Linked DNA regions of Homo sapiens: region 1 is linked to region 2. Evidence: read pairs that join two places in POLR2A ChIA-PET (ENCODE). Cell type or tissue: A673. All regions are shown on one strand.

The links. ChIA-PET counts read pairs that join two places held together with the same protein. Peaks named below come from ENCODE experiments on the same cell type or tissue, not always from the same donor. Only the 100,000 strongest peaks of a DNase experiment are listed, where the experiment ranks them.
Region 1: POLR2A ChIA-PET joins it to region 2 with 6 read pairs; 2 of 35 experiments call an interaction of 5 or more read pairs at or near these places.

The regions. Positions count from the first base shown.
Region 1 is chr15:47,960,259-47,968,258 of GRCh38, reverse strand. The region is part of intron 1 of LOC124900354 (a long non-coding RNA gene); the gene reads right to left. LOC102724553 (a long non-coding RNA gene) reads left to right here. Exons shown (of 3, transcript XR_001751520.2): 3 at 7,634-8,000. Among named protein-coding and RNA genes, the nearest start is that of LINC01491, 120 kb to the right of the region's middle. RefSeq lists an enhancer at 6,248-6,307. In A673, no CTCF peak of the experiment used is centred here; DNase peaks (open chromatin) are centred at 3,898, 4,458 and 6,308.
Region 2 is chr15:47,752,524-47,760,523 of GRCh38, reverse strand. It overlaps SEMA6D (semaphorin 6D), which reads right to left. Exons shown (of 19, transcript NM_001358351.3): 2 at 617-779; 3 at 109-220. The coding sequence starts at 725. Among named protein-coding and RNA genes, the nearest start is that of SEMA6D, 39 kb to the right of the region's middle. In A673, no CTCF peak of the experiment used is centred here; a DNase peak (open chromatin) is centred at 3,503; H3K27ac peaks cover 728 bases.

The DNA.
Region 1 (8,000 bases), 210 kb before region 2:
TTTCTGGATAACTGAACACAAACTCTGTTGAATACTAGACTGTGCATTAGTGTTACATATGTGGTGGGATAACATTTTGATAACATTTGAAATAACTCCTTTTTTGATTTTTTGTGCATCCATTTTTCCTTTCCCAAAGTTTTTTCTTCCCTGCATTTCTCTTTCTTCCTTTCCCCATTCCAAGCAGGGTCAGCCTTCTTTGGTTCATTGTCTCAGAGTAAGAAGGTGTCAGGGTGGAAGGCCGAAGTAGCCTATACGTCTGTCTGGCTTTTGTATTCCTCAAACCGAGGCCTTTAGAACAACACAGAGAACTCACAGAGTAGGCAAACGAAAGAGGATTTGGGGATACAGAGCCATGAAAAAAGAAGGGTAATCCCCCAGATTACAAATAGTGGCACTGTTGGGCAGAGAGAGGAGATAGGAGGGAGTGAAGAGGAGGTAGGGAGCGAAAGCAGGGGAGCCGAGGACAGAGGTAGAGGACGAGGACAAAAAGACATCATGAGGCTGGAAAGGAAACAGGCATTGAGTGTGCACCCAGCCTGACTGTAAAGAAAGATCTTTACCCTCTAAGACCAGGTCAGAGCAGCAGCGAGCCACAGCTGGTGTTGGGGAGCTGGCCAGCCACAGAGAGCTCACTACTAACCTGGGTGTGCACATGGCCCAGGACCTGGTGACCTGCTCTCCACTTACCCCAATGTTTTGACATTATTGACCCTTTCTTGGAATCTCTGATGGAACCTTAGAATGGGTGGGAGGATACTATAAAAGCTTGAGATTTGAATTCCTAATCAACTCGATGAGATAGGAGCCCCCAATAGAAATGATTGGGAATGAAAGAAAGTTAAATTTCTTGAAAATCTTGCTTTTATAAAGCATCATGCAATCTTTTCCATGGTTGGGGCTGTCTCGCAGCCAGGTGCTGAGGGTCTGTTGAGGAGTGAGCACCTTTGCAGCCGTGCCAATGTTGCAGGCCCCGGTGATTTTGCAGTTTTTATGTCTGCTTTTTATGTAGCTTTCCTGTCGTAAGCCCGAATTTCATTTCTTGATAATTATCATAGGTATACATAGGTCTAATTCTCTCCCTTTCCTCTCCAAATTTGCTCCTTTCATTGTGCTTTGGCCAGGAAACCAGATAACAAAGCTTCTGAGAATGATGTATAAAGGGAGAGGAAATCAGTTCTGAGGGCTGGCTCATTTTTCTCATCTACAAAATGACGGAGCTGTAATAGATCATCACCAAGGTCCAGTCCAGCTTGCACATTTTATGATTCCTCTGAATAAAGTATGTGAGCTTTTATGTGCCATTTTCAGAACATCTATTTGTCCCATTTCCTTATTCCCAGCCATGTTCTCAAGAAATGAGTTTGCTCCATTTGTGACCTCTTAAAAAGTGACATTATTTAACTTGGTATTTGTTAACTCAATTCACAATTCATTCATTCATTCTCAAAAAATTTTGAGCACCTTCTGCATACTGTGTGGTTGAATTACGAAGATTCGTGCATGATCTCTCCGTCAAGGAGTTCACAGACTAGGGCACTGACTTTCAATCTTTCCTGCAGTTGTGAATGAAGCCTGTTGGGACTCTATGACAGCCTGTTATATTAGAGGCCAGTATTTACTAAGCACATACTAGATGCCAGGTTCTGTTCCAAGTGCTTCAAAAGTAGCTTATTTTATCCTCAAATATCTACGAAGTAGTTGTCATTATTATCTGCATATACATGAAGAAAGTGAGACTCAGGCATGGGAACACACGGTTAATAAACATTTGGAACCAGAATTCACTCTTCAAGCAATACAAATCTAGAGCCCACATTCTGCTTCCTGGGGCTATGGTGCTTGTGAAATCAATAGCGACAAGAACAAGCACAGTAACCACACAGTAACAACAGCAGCCGTTTTGGCTATTCTATGCCACTTGCCATGCACTGTGCTAAGCTTTCAGTATTAATTATCTAATTTAAGACTAATAACAACTTCATGAGTGGGCACTTTCATTAGCTACATATTGCAGAGGAGAAACTCTTGACTTAAAAAGGTTAAACAACTTGCTCAGGATACACATCTAATAATGAGGGAAAATGGGGTACAAAGTGCTTTTTTTTTGAGACGCAGTCTCACTCTGTTGCCCAGGCTGGAGTGTACAGTGGCTTGATCTCGGCTCACTGCAACCTCTGCCTCCTTGGTTCAAGTGATTCTCCTGTCTCACCCTCCTGAGTAGCCGGGACTACAGGCGTGCACCACCATGCCTGGCTAATTTTTGCATTTTTAGTAGAGATGGGGTTTCACTATGTTGGCCAGACTGGTCTCAAACTCCTGACTTCAAATGATCCGCCTGCCTCGGCCTCCCAAAGTGCTGGAATTACAGGCCTGAGCAACCACGCCCAGCCCAAAGTGCATTTGTGGGGACAGTTTTTGGTGGCTCATGATCTTCATGTCCTCTAACCAAGTGGGAAGAGACAGATAAGGTATCCACTGATTTGCAGTAAGTATAGCGTGAAGTTCTTTGGGAGCAGAATAAATCAGTCTGCAGGTGGAGGGAAAGCTTCCCAGAAGAAGTCACCCTTGAGCTGAGTTTTGAAGGATAAGGAGGAATATAGGTTGAAAGCAATGAGGAGAAGGGAACCCAGGGTGGAGAGAATAGCACCTGCAAAGGCTGAAACAGGAGACAACAATGTGAGGCTAGGGAGGCAGGCAGGAGTTCCGTTACACGGGGCCCTGAGTGCAGAAGCAAAGGCATCTGCATGGCATCTGCTCTGTGGGGAGCCGCCAGAGGCTTTAAAATGTGAGAGTGGCTTGTCAGGTGTGACTGTAGAAAGTACTTCTGGTGTCTGCTTAGGGCACACTGAGTTTATGGTGACTCACGGAAGTCTATTTGGGATATGAATCTTCAAAGGGATAAAAGCTGGGTGTTGCTGCTGAGGTCCTAGGGTGCAGGGAGACTAGAGATGATGGAAGTGGGGGCGGGGGTGACTAGAAGGAAGGAGAAAAATTAGACTATTGTTCTCATCAAAGTCAGATGTGATGAGAGCCTGAGTTAAGGCACTGGTAGCAGAGACTAATTTGAGGACTATTTAGGAGAGAAAATCAAAGAATGGTAGGAGTGAGTGGGAGAAAGTCTAGGAGACTCCCAGGTGAAGCATGATAAAGTATATTTGCCAATTGTCTGGGAACCAATCTGGAAAGGTCAGTGAAACATCATGGAAAATAAAATGAGATGGTGAGAGTTGTATGAGCAGAGCTTCATTGATGGACATTCTTGACTACAGTCAGAGTTGTTGTGTGATCCACATGTGCTACATGAGCTGGCTGATGCGGGGCTGGGGGTTGGAGATTCCCAAGTAACCAAGACCAAGTGTTATGGGTTAAATTGCCCCCTCCCCCACCCAAATCTATATGTTAAAATATTAACCCCTAATACCTCAGAGTGTACCCTTATTTGGAAATAGTGTGTGATTAGCTGTTAGGATGAAATCATACTGAATTAGGGTAGGCCCCTTACCTGATAGGACTGATGTTCTCATAAAAGGGGAAAGTTTGACACAGACACACACACCAGAGTTTAAGGTAACATGTGGAAGTATATGGGATATGAATCTTCAAAGGGAGAGGAGCTGGGAGATGCTGCTGAGGTTCTAGGAGAAGAGTGCACAGGATATATGGCCCAGAATCACTCCAAGACATGGATGATAAAGAAACTGTGGTGAGAAGGAAAGTCGGGGCAGGGAGTGGAGGAATGTCTGGGCAGGCAGGAGGCAAGCAAGTGGGAGCCTGCCTTATTCAATAAGGTGAAAGTGCTGTGCATACGGAGTGCCTGTGTCTATTCAGACAAACACATGGATGCTATTATGTTGTCCTGCTGTGAATGACAGTCATTCTCACTGTCTCCTTCAGCCCATGAAATAGCTCCCTTGATCATATTAAATTGTACCTGGCTCCCCCTGAGCTTCAGGAAATGGGAGTTGCCATGTGATACTAGCATTAGGTTTGCAGATCCATCCCAATATTTTTCTCTTACCTCAATTTCCTGGCTCAGGAGCGAATCTTGGTTTACTGACTTATAATTCAAGGATGAATGAATGAAAAAGAATCCCTTTTCATGCGGAGTGGGTTTGAGGTGTAGACAAAGGCTGTCTGTCATTTTTTGGTGATCTTGTGTTTGTTCACTTCTGCTAGAAACATACGCCCTAAGTAATAATAACAACAGGATAATACCTTACATTTACAGAGGGCTTTGTACTTTACCAAGTGCTTTCACATGCATTATCTCATATAATCCTTGTATACCATTGATGTGAATTCTGGCGTGAATTTATACAATCCCATCACTACCATTGGTAAGAAGTTAATTATCGACTCATAATAATTGTAGAGTCCTTCCTGTGTGATCTTCACAGACACTCTTCGGAAGCCCAATGGAAGTTGCATTCTTACACAACAGGAAAATAAAACTTTCCGGGAATGGAGACATGTTTCTTTAGCCTATAATTTGAACACAACACTGACTGGGTTGGGCTTTGTGGGAAGATGCAATGAGAGATTAGACAGAGTCTCTGCTCTCAAGGAACTTAAGATTTGGCTAGAGAGACAAAACGTGGAAACAAAAAAGATGACTTGGTTAGAGGAACTTACAGGGCAAATGTTTGTGGGAGGTACAAGTTGGAAGGGAGGTGGATGCGGTGGAGTGTTCGCTGAACACTTCATTAAGAAGGTGGGGCTGAAAGGCCCTCATTTTATGGGAGGGGAAGTGGGAAGCTGCCCGCAGGGGGCACACTGCTCACCTTTCCACAGTGGAATTTGTTAAGCTTTGGTTTGCTTGTTGGAAAAAGTCAATGGCTTGCTGCCAGCAGGCACAGGTGTGCCTGAGCATTCACAAATGGCATTTCTTTGTGGAGCTTTGGAAGATCATCTTTTTGCAGAGCCTAGATATGTCCTAGAGAAGGTGGAATATTAGTTGTAGGCAGTGACTTGTTGCACTGGAAACAGCAACAATTTTCAGACAGATAAGTAGAACTTGCTTAGGGGTCAGCAATATTAAAAAAAGAAATAGGGTACTCCAGCCTAATTAGCAACTTTTGATTTAGAGTGAGTCTCTATTTGTGAATTGGATGTGGCCCAAATTGTGGTCCATGGACTGGCAGCATCAGCATTAGCTGGGAGCTTACAGAATTGAAGAATCTCTGACCTCACTGAATTTAAATCTACATTTTAATGATATCACCAGTAGGCACATTAAAGATAATCAGTTACTGGGAACTCAGAGCATGTCTTTGAGTTCCTACAGGGTCAAAAAATGTTATTTAACCCATGATGGTTCTAGTCATTGCATGGTAAACATAAACATTAATTTATAAAATTATTCCTATGCACAAATATATTCTTAGGTACAACTTACAGCCCTAAGAATAGCCACTCTCCCTCTCACCACCCTCAACATGGCCACAGGGCATGGCAACCCAGTCTTTTGCCCTTTGGGTTAGTTTATGGGGAAGGTCTCATGAATCCTGCTGAGCTGGGAATGAACATCAGGTACGGTGAGGAAAAAGCATGGGCTTTGTAGACAGATGTGGCTCCAGATTGAACTCACTTCTCAGACAATATATCCTTCTTTATAAAACAAAGCTATAAAAATAGAGATGTTACCTACCCTATAGGTTTTTGAAGTTTTAAAAATATATATTATTAATTACATCTAGAAAAGTGACTGACATATTGAGACTATTCTCCAAAAGCAAAAGCAATATTAATTTCTACCCCTATTCCCCACAAGTAGCTTGCTGTCTAGCTTAAGTCAACCATTCACCTCTTTGAGACTCAGCTTTCACTTCTGTCTAATGAGAATCAGGGACTGGATGATCCCTAAGATCCTTCCTGGGGTGTACAAGGAGAGCACACATGGGGATGGCTGCTGCCTCACTCTGCTCATCTTTGTCTCACCCTTGTGCTTCTTGGGCCACCCTTCACAGCCTCTGCCACCTGTCTCTGAAACGGAGGCTGGCAGCCTAGAGGAATTCTAGTATTTTCCTTGAAGGACCTATTTCTGCCAGGCAAGTTGATAGCCTGGGTGAATTGCATAGTGGTTAGAAGTACTAACACAACCAGGATGCCTGATCTGAGAAGATGGCTCCACTGGGCATCCTTGGCTGCCAATGTGGAAACCCAGATGAGCTCCACCCCTCTCCTGAGACATTTGAATCCTACTGAGAGACTCTGTAGGGATCCCAGGGCTTATGCTGCACAAATGGTGCCCAGCAACAAGTTTCTCTTCATACCGCAACTGAAACGAAACCTCTTAGTCATGGGGGCCCAGTTTTACGGAGGAAGTCGTGGTAACTTGCAAATTATCGAATTATGAGGTTTTTGAAAAACTGTTAACCCCAGTTCCCCTTGGCAAAGATGGTTAGGCAATTTTGTTTTTGGCTGGGGCTTCTGTAAACAAGACAGGATGGATGCTCGCTTTGTGGTTGGGAACTGCTAGAGGGCGCACTGCCAAGGTGGTTTCTCTGAGTCTTGTTTTTCCTGCTGACATAAAGGTTTCACCTGAGCCCCTGTATTTTTCTGGTCCTTTCTGAGACACAAAAGTAAAACAAAAACAAAGCCCAAAGAAATCAAAAACCAACTGTTAGTTTCTAGGAGGTTTGGGTTTGGAGGGAAAACAAGACTTGCCCGGTTCTTTGCTTGAACATGTTTGCTTCTCTGAGACTGGTCTCTTTCAGCTCTGCTCTGCTCTGTTGTTGCTCTTTTCTGTCATAGATGCCTTGCCATTTGGCCAGTTCTATCCTTCTACAATTTCTTCTTTTCTTCTCTTGAACCATGTTCTCGTTCTTATCACCATTTCATTGAGGGAGCCATTACTGTCTTCCTACCTACAGTGACAAAGTAGAACACGTCTCTAGTAGGATGGTAGGATGTTTCTCCAGTGCCAGAAAGGCCACTATTGATTGACCTTTCCACCTACACCTAAAAGAAGATTTGATTTCAACTTCCTTTTGCTGCTCTGAATTTTGAAGGAACAATGAATCAATATGTCAATAAATATTTATCAAGCACTTACTCTCCTCTGCCTTACTGTAGGAGTGGAAGAGCAGTGCTTCTTAAGTGTGAACACAGGGTAACTAAGAGCAGGAAAGCCTGGACCTGCGCTCCAGGAAGAGCTTGGCATGGGCTTGGGGAGGAGGGGGTTGTGGAAGGGTGGGGGTTGTTGGTGAAGCCTGAAAGTCCCACTCCAAGATTCAAGAAACTTCAAGAAATTTCATTCAAGTTTTATCTTAGAAAATAACATAAGGCTTCCATTTTGCTCTTGAAAATATGTTTTCATGTGTAAATAATGTGTAGATTATTTACCATGGAATAAAACCAATGCTCCTGGAAGATATTTGCTAGATGCTTCTCATCTTCCCAACAGGCAGTGGAGACTCCAGCAGTGTGCTGGCTCCAGTGTGGGAGTATGACCCCAGGAAACAGAGTGTGGTGATCACGTGGATGTTCAGAGGCAGATCCAATGTAGAATATTCTGCCCCACTATTCTCTCGCATGGACCTGTGCTTGCAGACCCATATGAGCCAAATTTTAATTCAGAAAATAAGATTCTTGTTGGTTTAAAATAATTATATTTGTTCTGCCTTTACAGAGTTACTAATGTGGAGAAAGAAGATTATCATGTGTGGAACGAAGGACAATATGAACATTAAATAATGCCCTGACTCATTCCAAAAAGAATCTGAGATGACCAATAAAGCCATTTTTAATTGTTTATTAGTGAACAATAGATTATGAGTGCTAAAGGGATTCAGGAAGAAGAAAGATCAGTGCAGAGTAGAGAAGTCTGATGGATGCATTGAAGAAGCTATGCTTGAGCTGAAATGACAAGAGAGCTGTTTTTCGCTTTCAGAATTATTATGTGGCAATGGTAATTGACAACAGAGAAGCTGAAGGTATGAGGACAAGGGTGTCTTATCTTTCCCCAGAAGTCTTGCTTGGCCCATGGGAGAATACAG
Region 2 (8,000 bases):
AATTTTTGATCACAATCACATATTAGTTTTTCATGAACTAGACACACTAATGCAAGCACCACAAGAGAAAAGAATTTTAATCTAATAAACCAATGAGAGGAAAATTACCTGCCAGCAATATAAAGTGTGTCTCGAATTTTCAACATCAGCTGAAAGTCCAGCCTGTGCTGCGATTCATTGCCTGAAGGGCGTCCTCTAAAAACCGGATATTGCCTTGAATCTGCAAGTAAAAATGGGCTAAACCATCATTCAGGATTATGGAGCTGAGGGATCAATAAACAGCATTGATTAGCTGTATATACTTGTTGTAGAAGGGTTTTAACTAAATTCCTCTCTTAAGGTCTTGAATATAAATGAATAAAAGGCAGTGAATGTCAGCAAATGGTCTTTTTAACTCAAAATATATAACCTATATACAGGTTGCTGTAGAAAAGCACCCAACAAAACTGCCCCGTTTTCTCCAAACACTAGGAAATGATTACTGATAAACTCAGATGCAAATTCAAGGTTAAGACATAAAAAATCTCTGCCTCTTTCTGAAAATGAACATGCTTACAGAATGAAAAACAGAAAAGCTTCCTTCTCAGAATAGAAGACTGTTCTTGAGACGACTTACAGTGATAGTCGACAGTATTAAGGGGTTCATCATCTTCAGGAAAGCTGACTGCCCTCAACTGGGAAACCATCAGCAGCAGTATGTAGGCACAAAGCAGGAAGACCCTCATGGTGGGCCAAGGTGAAGTCAGGGTGGCCCCTGCTCAGAAATGCCACTGAGCTACCTGGAAAACAGAAGCAGTTTGGAAAGATCTCTATGCTGCAATGAAGCGGTTTTCTTGTTTGTAATCAGCTCAGTTTTCACCATCAGCTCCCTCCAAAGCCCCTCTCCCACCAGGAATGCTGGCAGTGGTAGATCAGGTATCGCCAAAAACACAGGCAAAAGATGGCAACATGCCAGGCCTGATTAAAGCATCTGGTTGAGCATTATTGAAGTTTTCAGCAAATTCACGAGAATTTTGGAGGTAATTGTATGTCATCACAGCAGAGCCACCAGAACCATGAGCAGAAATGCTAGCTGCTGACTTGGCAAGAAGATGGGCAAAGTTGGGATAAGAATTTTAATTAAATTCCAATCCTCTTCCCTTCCCCCAGTCCTGAAATATATCTAATACAGCTTGTCTCTGCCCCGCATAAAACGCTCAAGCTGCCTCAAAAATAGCCAGAGGGCTGATGATCCTGTCATAATCTCTCCTTAGCTCTTTGCTTATGGTGTTGCCAAATTCCCAGCATTACCCAAGTATTAGCCCCAAATTCTTAAGTCGAGTATTTCCCTATGCTTACTACGACCAACGTGGAGACAATGACACGAATGACCCTGAATCAGGGTGAAAGGGAATTAAAAGAAATACAATGATTTCATGATAACCAATCAAGCAAAGCAAGGCAGGGATGAAGTGGCACAGCTGACACCAGGCCACCAGGGAAGTCTACGTTTTTACATAAAACCATTTGGACACAAACCAATACCCTAAGTACACCGGTCCTTTTAGCTTTATTGAACTTCAGAGCTGTGGGGGTCCTTAGGGACCATCTAGTCCAACCCCCTCATTTTTCAGATGAAAATCCAAGGGCCAAAAAAATTAAAGGACTCACTGAATTGTGTGGAGCTAGTTAAGGCAAGATTGGAGTCCAGACTCACATAATCTGGGTCCCTGTCCAGGCTCTTTTCACCAAATGGAAAGGAGAACATAAATGACTGGATTTTTGTCCTTCAAATATAGAGCATTACAAAAAACTTTTTGGGGAAATGGATATATTCATCATTTTTATTGAAGTGATGCTTCATAGGTGTTAAATTTAATCAAATTGTACATTAAATATGTGCAGTTTATTACATATCAATACCTCAATAAAGCTATCAAAACACAGCATTAATTGCATTATAGTAACAGTAAAAAATTTAAAAGATCTTTAAATGTTATTAGCTTATTAAAAAGATGAATTAGGGCCCTGTTGGGTCAATGAGATGGATATTTTTGTGAAGCTGTAAGTGTTCTACTTTGCAACAATAACACCCCCCCCTCAACCAAAACTGTCACTTGCAGCTACTGTTCTGAACAACAAAACATTTAGCTTTATCCTCAGTCTTACATATCTAAGAACTTTAGGAGAGATCATGAGAGTCACTGCAAATTCCAGGGGAGTCCAACCACTAAACCAGGTGTTTACTGTACCTTTTTTATGGACTTCAGGTGAAGCACACAGATATGCATGCTATCCAATGCTCTAAATATGTGTCTAACTAAAGTACAAGTCAAGTATATGTGAGTTTTAGAGTCCCAGTTTTTCAAAAAGAGAATAATATATTGCAGCAGTTTTTTTCGTGGATGATCAGTCCAGCAGTAAGTTCACATATTTAAACTGCCTTACAAAAAGCAGGTGGAATGGAAACTGTGCTGGCATCATTTTGTACTAAAGTTAAAAGAGTATGGACTTTGGAGTCAGTATGACTTGGGCATGGATGAAATTATACCACATATTAGCAAATTGGCCTGGGAACGTTCCTTCAATCTCTTTGAGCATTAGTTTCTTTATCTGTAAAATATGGATAATAGCACCTTCTCAGAGCGAAAAGGAAGCAAATGCCTGGCACATAGGAAATTCTGAGAAAAGTTAGACCTCTCTACCCATTTCCTACTGGAGAATCCTGGGTATGACCAGATTGACTTTAAGAGTCTCATAAGGGCCTGGGGAAAAGATATCCTAAAATATTAAGGTTATTTGGCCAGTTATTTTTCACAACTAGTTACTTTAGAGCACTAAAGGACTACTTATAGAATAAATTTTACAACTTGTTCCTATGTATTGGACCTGGAAAATAAAGTAACATAACAAAACAAAACAAAAAAGCAATCACCAACAATCCTACTATCCTACCTCAACAACCGCAATGATTTGGTTCTAGTTTTTTACTACAGCTACATGGTTTCCATTGTGCTGACAAGATGGTTTCGTGTTTACCTCTTCTTCTGAAGCAGTGTCTTCTTGTCTTGCTTTTCCATACTATTCTGATCACTTACAAAGACCTTCTAAAGTTGAAGTAGTATAAAAGTATAAAATGTTGCCTTAAGAACTAGATCCTGCTTTGACACCAGTCCCAAATATCATCCTCTAGATAGAAAATCACCGAATCTTTCTGCTGGATATCAGGAAAAATAATTAGAAATACCAATTAATCCCAAAGAAGTGTAGAAACATCTGCATTAAAACAAAAAGATCGTTCTGTGTCTCTTTCTCCTCCATGACAGGTAACTGAATGGTTCACATCAGGTAAGCAGAACATCCATGTCCCAGACAGCAGGGCGGGGAGGAGCCCTCACCAGGAAGAGTGTCTCTCAGCTGTGATCCCAGCACTGGGGCTGAGGATGGAATCACTGCTGACTCACTAGCAAGCACCAAGCTGCTGGCTGAGCTATCATTTCCTATAACTCATTCATCTGACACTGCAGAAAGCAATTTCTCCCCATGCCCCACCCCCTACCACTCTAATCCTCCCAAAATAAAGCCCTACCACTAACTGCTTCCTGTCTCTGCATAAAGCTGTATTTCTGAAAAAAAAAAAAAAAAAAATTACATTCAGACTTGCCATAGTAGTTATAAATGGAGGCATTTAATGTGATACATATTGCAAAAGCTGGGTGGGGGAGGGAAGAATCTGGAAATACCTGAAAGCAATGTACCAGGAAGGGGATGTCTTTGCATGTAAACCCCTCAGACTACTTAGCTCTGACTTTACATAAGAAGATATATCAGGAGTCCAGGGGTCAGTGAAATCATGATACTAGTTATGCTGAAAAAGGGCAGGCCAAGTAGCAGGATGAAATGTTGGAAAAAAACATGGATCTTGAGATTAGAAAAATCTGAGTTCAAACTTGCTTGTGCCATTTACTTCCTGGCTCTTGGGCCCTGTTTAAATTGACTTTATCTCTTTAAGCCTCAGTTTCATCAAATGTAAAATGGGAATAATTATCTTTATTACTTCATAGGCTCTGTTTAGGATTAAATGAGATAATCAGTATGAGGCATCTAACACAGAGCCTGCTCCGCAGTAAATCTTTAGTAAATTTTAACGAATATCATCATGTCTATTCTGGTTACGTCTTGTCTGGCAAAAAGGTGGAAAAAAAAAAAGCAATGTTCATTCCTTCATCTTGTACAACTATTTGCTAAACTGTTTATGTATACCATCCAAACAATGACAGGGGCATTCTTAGAGGATAAGGCACACCTTCACAGATGTACAGGCCTCCAAAAAAGAGGAAACCATCTTCCTCACACGCAAGCTTAGGGTAAAGAACATTCCTACATGAAGTCATTCCTGTTTGTGACACAGTCAGAGAGCCAGGATGCCTGACTAGCTATGTTTATTCAGTTTTTGGTATTTTATATGAACTTCTCCCATACATTCCTAATGTTAAATACTAAATATGATGAGGAAAGCTCTTAATGGGAGTTCAGAGCTGCCAGAACAACCAGGGCGTGAGTGACAGGATACTTGGGAGAAGGGAGGTACATGGAGCTTAGTCCCATACTCAGCATTTGATTTTACCTTATGGAGACTTGATGATTTTATATAATATTTATACTTATATTATTATACATAATATATTGTTATATTTATATTATATATTGTTATATTTTTATAATTTTATATTTGCTAATTTCATACAGCTTAAGGCTCTATAAAAATGAGAGTATAGCTATAAAGAAAAGTCAAATTTCTGGCAGTCACAAGTTTAGGTCCCACCAAGAAGGAAGAGTTCCAGTAAATAACCAAAGGCTATCATTTGGGCCTCTGACAAGCTACACTCTAGAAGAGGAGAAAAATGTGAGGTAAACCATGTTTTACAAAAGTTCCAATCCAATCCAATAAGCTAAGTCCCAGACTGAATGGATATAATCTCCCACTCTAGCTGCTTGCCAGAAAAGATAAGATTACACTTCTTTAGAAAAAGATAACATCATCCAGAGACTACAATTATTTACATACATTGCCCAACATTCAAGTAGAAATTATCAGAAATTCCAAAAACTGCAGCTAAGAGAGAGAGAAAAAACCACAATAGAAATAGGCCCACAGGTAACCCAGATATTAGAGTTACCAAACATATGTTTTGAAAATAACTGTGCTTTTTTTGTGCAAGAAAAAAAGATGACAACATGGAGAATTTCACCAGAAAACTGGAATCTATAAAAAAGAATTTAATAAAAATTCAACAACAAGGCTGGGCATGGTGGCTCACGCCTGTAATACTTTGGGAGGCCGAGGCGGGGGGATCATGAGGTCAGGAGTTTGAGACCAGCCTGACCAACATGGTGAAACCCTGTCTCTACTAAAAATACAACAATTAGCCAGGCATGGTGGTGCACACCTCTAATCCCAGCTACTCAGGAGGCTGAGGCAGGAGAATTACTTGAACCTGGGAGGCAGAGGTTGCAGTGAGCCAAGACTGCACCACTGAACTCCAGCCTAGGCGACAAAGCGAGACTCCATCTCAAAAAAAAAAAAAAAATCAACAACAAAAAAGCACAATAAATAACACATCTTCTTAATAGATGTGTTTAGCAACATATTTGTCAGAGGTAAAGAGAAGATTAGTGAGTAAGAAGACAAACAAATAGAAATTATCAGACAGAAATATGGAGAGCAAAAAGTTTGAAAGAAACAGACAAGAGAGTAAGAGACACAGAATTTTGTGAAAGAATTAACATACTGGAGTCCCTGAGACTGCAGAGAGAGAAATGGACTAAAGCAATATTTGACAAGATAATGGCTGCACACATTTTCAAAACTGATATGATTATAAGCCACACATTCAAGAAATTCTAAGAAGTTCTAAATACAAGGAAATAAAGTTAGACACATCATAGTAAAAATGCTGAAACAAGGAAAATTTTAAAAAATATTACACACTAAGATACATTACCTTCCAAAAAGCAAGAAAAATATGGACAGCTGACTTATCAGTAGAAACAATGGAAGCCAGCAGACCATAGAATGACATTTTTAAGTTGCTGAAAGAAAATAAATTTCCAGCCTAGAATTCTACAACCTGTAAAAATATTCTTCAAAAATGAAGGCAAAATAAGGATGTTTTAGACAAATAAAAACTCAGATTTGTTGTTCCAGATGCAAACTAAAAGAAATATTGAAGGAGAGTTCTTTAGGCAGGGGAATTTATAGGGAAGGTTAATGCAAATTTTTAAACTTTAAAAGAAAATTTATTTTGTATTTTTAGTAGAGGTGAGGTCTCACTATGTCGCCTAGGCTGGTCTCAAATTTCTGGCTTCAAGTGATTCTCTCACCTGGGCCTCCCAATGTGTTGGGATTACAGCCATGAGCCATCATATCTGGCCACAAGTTCTTGTTATGGTTATAGCATAGTAGCCAAATTTGAAATTAATGAATCCCAGATAGAGAAAGTGGTATATAGTCTTTGTCTCCCTGAAAACTAGATAGTTCAAAGGAAATTAGAATGTAGAAATGGGGTAGACCTACTTTATCGCTAGCCCAAAGAACCCAGAGAGATACCATGTTGATTTGAAAGCTATCCTCTAGCTCTCATCCCAAGATGCCACTATACAAAGAGTATCTGCTTAGACTCTCCTACTCCACCTGCCTCAGGATCTGAATGTGGAGTTGGTTCCTTTTAGTTTCCCGATGACTCTTCCAGACCTTTGGCCTCCATGATCTTACAAAAAGTCTTTGGTCGAAGTCCTGCCCTTCCTCCTCTCTTTTACCTGATAGTTTCCCAGTCATTTCCTCTAGCTTTACGAAGACTTTACTAGCCTCAGCCCATGGTTCCATATGGAGACTTCAGCCTCAAAATCATAAAGCAATGCATTGTGTGCTCTGATGCTAACCTCTTATTCTTCCAGCTTGCTCATACTGCTCTACTTTCTCATCAGGACCTTCAGCCCACTAACTGTTCTTTTCTGCTAGTCAGTCTTCTCTGATCTTGACATACCTCTTTATCCATCTTAGGTTGTCAATGGTCAATCATGTCCATTATTCTGCCTGTGCTCCTGACTGCCCCATCCTCTGTGTCCTTGTCAGCTTTTCTTGCAAAGTCGTAACCTTGGATGAACTCTGCCACTCACCTTCTGCACCTTCTCCAGAGCAGCTGAGCACTAGTTGAGACAAGCACACTCTAGGACAACTCGCTAGTAATGTAACAGAATTCTTTGTCATCAACTACAAATAGCATCAAAAACTCCATGGAGATCCTATGTTTCTCAATTAAATTAGACCACTCCCCAAATCCATAAATGTAAATTTCCCACTTTCCTCAAGGCCCTGATCTGCTATGTCTCCACACTCTGCTACTTACATTCCTCCCTCCTGCCCCACAGCTACTTCACATAGAATATGAAAGCTGTAACATGGGAGCTTCCTCAGTTTTCTCCTTTCCCATTGCCAAATACATCAACTCTTTCCCATGTGCTTATTTTTTTTTTTTGACAGTGTCTTGCTCTGTTGCCCAGGGTGGAGTGCAGTGGTGCAACCTTGGCTCACTGCAATCTCCACCTCCCAGGTTCAAGCAATTCTCCTGCCTCAGCCTCCAAAGTAGCTGGTATTACAGGCGTGCACCACCACGTCCAGCTAATTTTTATACTTTTAGAAGAGGTGGGGTTTCATCATGTTGGCCAGGCTGGTCTCAAACTCCTGACCTCAAGTGATCTGTCCACCTCGGCCTCCCTAAATGCTGGGATTACAGGCGTGAGCCACTGTGCCCAGCCCCAATTTAAAGCAATTGGATTGCTTTAAATCCAATCCCTTCACTCTTTTCTGGAATAAAAAGACGTTGATTATATTTCTCTCTTTCTGGTATTTTCTGTAACTCTTAACCATTTAAGTACTGTCCATCAGCGCTGAAATTTGTCCATGTCTCCCTCATCACACACACAAAAGGAAAATACCTCCTGTAGCCCTGATCCCACTC